Regions from separate parts of the Homo sapiens genome. Here region 2 is linked to region 1. A link is a loop called in an ENCODE intact Hi-C map of the cell type or tissue named here. Cell type or tissue: Caco-2. All regions are shown on one strand. Links, peaks and the distances in the headings refer to the core of each region. The heading gives the core; the rest is flanking DNA.

Evidence for each region. Peaks named below come from ENCODE experiments on the same cell type or tissue, not always from the same donor. Only the 100,000 strongest peaks of a DNase experiment are listed, where the experiment ranks them.
Region 2: a loop joins it to region 1, with 7 times the contacts of the local background. A loop is called at or near these places in 1 of 110 quality-filtered maps.

Annotation. Positions count from the first base shown.
Region 1 is chr20:5,027,338-5,030,249 of GRCh38, reverse strand. No RefSeq gene overlaps it. Among named protein-coding and RNA genes, the nearest start is that of SLC23A2, 27 kb to the right of the region's middle. RefSeq lists an enhancer at 1,554-2,083. In Caco-2, for the core only: no CTCF peak of the experiment used is centred there; DNase peaks (open chromatin) are centred at 1,269 and 1,786.
Region 2 is chr20:4,901,322-4,904,233 of GRCh38, reverse strand. SLC23A2 (solute carrier family 23 member 2) reads left to right here. Exons shown (of 17, transcript NM_005116.6): 5 at 1,676-1,792. Among named protein-coding and RNA genes, the nearest start is that of RASSF2, 79 kb to the right of the region's middle. In Caco-2, for the core only: no CTCF peak of the experiment used is centred there; no DNase peak of the experiment used is centred there.

The sequences.
Region 1 (2,912 bases), core at 88-2,587:
AGCCTTGAACCCCTGGGCTCAAGTCGTCCTCCCTCCTCAGCCTTCTGAGTTGCTAGAATTCATTATTGAACTGCATCCAGCTCAAGAATGTACACGTATAAATATATGTATTTAGAAGAAAATACAAGAAAGCAGTAAGAATGGTTGTTGCCAGAGAGGGGAAATTGGCAGGAAGGAGGCAGGGATGCTACGGAAACTTTCATCCTGGGCCTTTTTACCTTTGAATTTGGAACCAGGTGAATGTATTCCTTATGTTTTTTGTTTGTTTGTTTGTTTGTTTGTTTTTGAGACGGAGTTTCACTCTTGTCGCCCAGGCTGGAGAGCAATGGCGCAATCTCAGCTCACTGCAACCTCCACCTCCCGGGTTCAAGTGATTCTCCTGCCTCAGCCTCCAGAGCAGCTGGGATTACAGGCGCCTGCCACCACGCCGAGCTAATTTTGTATTTTTAGTAGAGATGGGGTTTCTCCATGCTGGTCTGGCTGGTCTGGCTGGTCTCGAACTCCTGACCTCAGGTGATCCGCCCACCTTGGCCTCTCAAAGTGTTAGAATTATAGGCATGAGCCATCACACCTGGCCCCCTTGATTTTAATCAGTACAATTACAGCACAGAGTTTTAAAAATGGTCTGCAGGGGAAAAAAATAGATAAAAATGACTTGCATGTAGCATCTGAATGCAGGAAAACGAAGGTAGGAGGTGGGTCAGGAGAGCAGAGAACAGAAACAAGCAGAAGTGTTCAGATAAACTGAAGTTATGTGTGCGTACAGAGACCAGATATCTCAGATCTCTGATTCCATGCTATTTTGTAGGGTTTTTTCTTCTTCTCTCTCTCTTTTTTTTCTTCCAAGACAGAGTCTTGCTCTGTTGCCCAGGCTGGAGTGCAGTGGTGTCATCTCGGCTCACTGCAACCTCCGCCTCCCGGGTTCAAGCAATTCTCCTGCCTCAACCTCCCCAGTAGCTGGGATTACAGGCAAGCGCCACCACGCCTGGACAATTTTTGTATTTTTAGTAGAGATGGGGTTTTGCCATGTTGGCCAGGCTGGTCTCGAACTCCTGACCTCAAGTGATCCTCCCACCTTAGCCTCCCAAGATGCTAGGATTACAGGCATGAACCACCACACCTGGCCTATTTTGTATGTTTTAATAGTTAAATATGTATAGCATATAACTATGTAACGTAATGCTTTTACCTTTATCAGACCATGCATTCTATTCATACTTCTTAGTACAGACAAGACAGTAGGGTCACCAGACCCATGAGATGGGCCAAACACAGCCGCAACATTCTTCCTAAAGTATGTAAGCGGCAGCTGTTATAGATCATCCTTTCCTTGGTACCTCTAGGAGTCCTATTTAAAAAGTACCTGCATTCCTCAAATAGTCAAAACAACATTGAAAAAGAAGAGCAAAGTTGAAGGACCCATACCTCCTGATTTCACAACTTACTACAAAGCCACAGTAATGAAAGCAGTGTGATACTGGCATAAGGACAGACATAGAGACCAACAGAAGACAATAGAGAGCCCCAAAATAAACCCTTGTATTTATGATCAATTGATTTTCTTTTTTTTTCTTTTTTTTTTTTTTAATTTATTTTTTTATTGATAATTCTTGGGTGTTTCTCACAGAGGGGGATTTGGCAGGGTCATGGGACAATAGTGGAGGGAAGGTCAGCAGATAAACAAGTGAACAAAGGTCTCTGGTTTTCCTAGGCAGAGGACCCTGAGGCCTTCCGCAGTGTTTGTGTCCCTGATTACTTGAGATTAGGGATTGGTGATGACTCTTAACAAGCCTGCTGCCTTCAAGCATCTGTTTAACAAAGCACATCTTGCACCGCCCTTAATCCATTTAACCCTGAGTGGACACAGCACATGTTTCAGAGAGCACAGGGTTGGGGGTAAGGTCACAGATCAACAGGATCCCAAGGCAGAGGAATTTTTCTTAGTGCAGAACAAAATGAAAAGTCTCCCATGTCTACTTCTTTCTACACAGACACGGCAACCATCCGATTTCTCAATCTTTTCCCCACCTTTCCCGCCTTTCTATTCCACAAAGCCGCCATTGTCATCCTGGCCCGTTCTCAATGAGCTGTTGGGCACACCTCCCAGACGGGGTGGTGGCCGGGCAGAGGGGCTACTCACTTCCCAGTAGGGGCGGCCGGGCAGAGGCGCCCCTCACCTCCCGGACGGGGCGGCTGGCCGGGCAGGGGGGCTGACCCCCCCCACCTCCCTCCCGGAGGGGGCGGCTGGCCGGGCGGGGGGCTGACCCCCCCATCTCCCTCCCGGACGGGGTGGCTGCCGGGCGGAGACGCTCCTCACTTCCCAGATGGGGTGGTGGCCGGGCTGAGGGGCTCCTCACTTCCCAGTAGGGGCGGCCGGGCCGAGGCGCCCCTCACCTCCCGGACGGGGCGGCTGGCCGGGCGGGGGGCTGACCCCCCACCTCCCTCCCGGACGGGGCGGCTGGCCAGGCGGGGGTGCTGACCCCCCACCTCCCTCCCGGATGGGGCGGCTGGCCGGGCGGGGGCTGACCCCCCCCCACCTCCCTCCCGGACGGGGTGGCTGCCGGGCGGAGACGCTCCTCACTTCCCAGATGGGGTGGCTGCCGGGCGGAGAGGCTCCTCACTTCTCAGACGGGGCAGCTGCCGGGCGGAGGGGCTCCTCACTTCTCAGACGGGGTGGTTGCCAGGCAGAGGGTCTCCTCACTTCTCAGACGGGGCGGCCGGGCAGAGACGCTCCTCACCTCCCAGACGGGGTCTCGGCCGGGCAGAGGTGCTCCTCACATCCCAGATGGGGCGGCGGGGCAGAGGCGCTCCTCACTTCCTAGATGGGATGGCGGCCGGGCGGAGACGCTCCTCACTTTCCAGACTGGGCAGCCAGGCAGAGGGGCTCCTCACATCCCAGACGATGGACGGCC
Region 2 (2,912 bases), core at 173-2,672, 130 kb after region 1:
TATGGCTGACTGCCTATGTGGCTAACTTTAATTACTCACCAGCCCCTCCAGAGGTCAAGCTGACACTGTGTGGCCAAGTTTCAGGTAAAAAAATATGTATAAACTAGAGAAGAGGCCTCACTATGTTGCCCAGGCTGTTCTTGAACCCTGGCCTCAAGTGATCCTCACACCTTAGCATCCCATGGTGCTGGGACCACAGGTGTGAGCCACTGCACTGGGCCTAAAAAGACATGTTTAAGAGGCAGAAACCCCAAGAGCTCAGGTTATCCCCCACGTACCAGGCAAGACTCAACCCTTTCTTTGAAATGTGCGGGGTTTGGACAACCCAGACCTGCTGAGTTAATCTTTATTGTACATCACTACATGCTACACCCCTCAGACACATACGTACTTTTTCTACCATTTCTCCCAACAAGTTTTTAAAGACATCCATAATCCATTGTAACAAATTCAACACAATGTAAATTTGCCAGTATCCCTTGTTAGGACGGAAGAGAAAGTTTTACCCAAAAGGTCATATTCAGTTACATTTGGATTAGATGAGATGTCAGCTTCCATCAGACATTTACCTTCTGGCTGTGAAAGGTGAGGGTGAACTGTGTCCCTTCTTTTGTTTAAGGGTATTGGGCCCCAAACCCCAAACCCCTGTTGCCTCCATGTGGGTGGAACACATGGAATCAGCATTTTTCCATGTGGATATCTCTTCATTTTGTTTCCTGTTAAACACTTTGTTTGCTAGGTTATAAAACATTTCTTAAAATGAGATACATATCTTGGATTCCAAGAAATGATTGTAGAAATTCCAAGGAAAGATTATTTGTGTGGTGTTTGAAACCAGAGCAGTTTTGAGGTTCTCCTGGGGAACTCGGGGCTACCTTGAGTTTTCTGTTTGGCTCAGATACTGCATGAGTTCAGAACTGATGCTGGGGGTGATTGGAAGAGGCTGGACTCTAACCTAAAGTGACTGGTCTTTATGATGATTTTTGCTTAAAAAACCATGCCACACTTAATGTTTTAAAATATTTTTTTTACTAGTGTTAGGAGAAAAAGAAGAAAAAACCTGTCACCTAAACTATGAATACATTTTTAATGTTTTGTTTTTTAAACAGAATTCAAATCACCGTGTTTATATACTTTAGAATTACTCTTTTCACCTAACGTTATCTGAGCAATAGTGTTTGGATAGGAGGGTGTAGAATTTTAAAGTACAAAGATCCTTTTTACTTGCAGGGATGAAGTGGGCTGGGAGGGGCAGATCAGTGTGCTGTCTCTTTGAAAGTGGTTAAAATTTTCTAAGATTTTTTTCATCTGGGGTCTCACGCAAGGACTGCTCGTGCCAAGGTATCATTTTGTGGTCTCAACCTGGGAACATCTCTGTCCATGCAGGAGGATCCCCAGGCCTGGGGAGAAGCTCTGAGCAAGTTTGGTGTTCTCAGGGATGAGATGTTGCCCAAGGACGCTGACCCCCCAAATTCTGAGGATTGACCATCCCGGTGGGCGACTGTACTTGAGCCAAAGAGAATACTTGGCTTCAAAGATAGCCAAGGCTCAAAACTGCAGGAAGATGGCAACCACTTGATAAAGTTGTTTTTCTGTAATAGTGGCCTGTACATGGCCGAGCTAACACTGGTCTTCACGTTTAATGAGCACCTTCTTTTCTCCTTCTGGCTCGCAGAGCTCTCTCGCTGAGACCCTGGATAGCACTGGCAGTCTGGACCCCCAGCGATCAGACATGATTTATACCATAGAAGATGTTCCTCCCTGGTACCTGTGTATATTTCTGGGGCTACAGGTAAGATGGTTCCTGTAGGATGTGTAACTACCAGCAGGTGTTTGCATTGTCTACCATCTGGAATTGTTTAAAAATTCCACTTTGGTTTTTGTTTATTGAAGACTTTTATAAATTCCTCTTTTAAGAGTGATGAGTAGGGGCTGAGCACAGTGGCTGATGCCTGTAATCCTAGCAGTTTTGGAGGCTGAGGTGGGCAGATCACTGGAGCCTAGGAGCTCAAGACCAGCCTGGGTAACATGGCAAAAGTCCATCTCTACAAAAAATACAAAAATTAGCCATGTGTGGTGGTGTGTGCCCACAGTCCCAGCTACTCAAGAGGCTGAGGCAGGAGGATCGCTTGAGGTTGAGGTTGCAGTGAGCTGTGATCACACCACTCCACTTCAGCCTGGTTGACATAGTGAGACCCTGTCTCAAAAAACAAATGATGAATGGGAATTGTTGACATCACAGCAGGAGGAAGAAAAGAACAGGTAGAATGGATTACCAGGGAAAAGAAAGAAGATGTTCAGGGCACAAGCAAGAGCAGTGACATAAAGGAAGGGAAAGGAAATAGAGTTATAGAAAGAAGGAAGAATAGAGAAAGGAGAAAAGTTGAAGAATAGAGAAAAGAGAAATTAATTTTCATCTCCCATTCCTGGCCTAGTTAACCCACCCACAATCATGGTAACCTCTGCCATGAAACAGGAGCTACCCGGAAAAGTGCCATGTTGGCCAGGACCTAAATGGTAGGTTTTCAGTCTTATTTTTTAAAGGAAGGGAAACTTGCCATGGTAGCAGCAGCTTTGTCTGCTGCAGCTTCCAGTGGGAGGGGAGGGCAGCCGGGCTCAGGGACAAGGTGGGTGGTGACATAGCTGATGGAGGCCTCCGGCGTCTTTGATACTTCCCTCCTCTGTCTTCAGCACCCTTTTCCCTTTCATAGGATGAACGCGGGACGTTTTGGAGAAAGGGGACAACGTGGGGAGGGTCTTTTCTTAAATGCACACTCCTGGACTGAATATGCTTTGGTTTTAACTTGGACTCTGTTCTGAGGTCGGACTTAGCATTTTTCCCTTCTCAAGTTTGTGTGGTCAGTTCAACCTAAGGTATCTCAGGTGCCGAGAAAATCCATCTCATTGTCCAG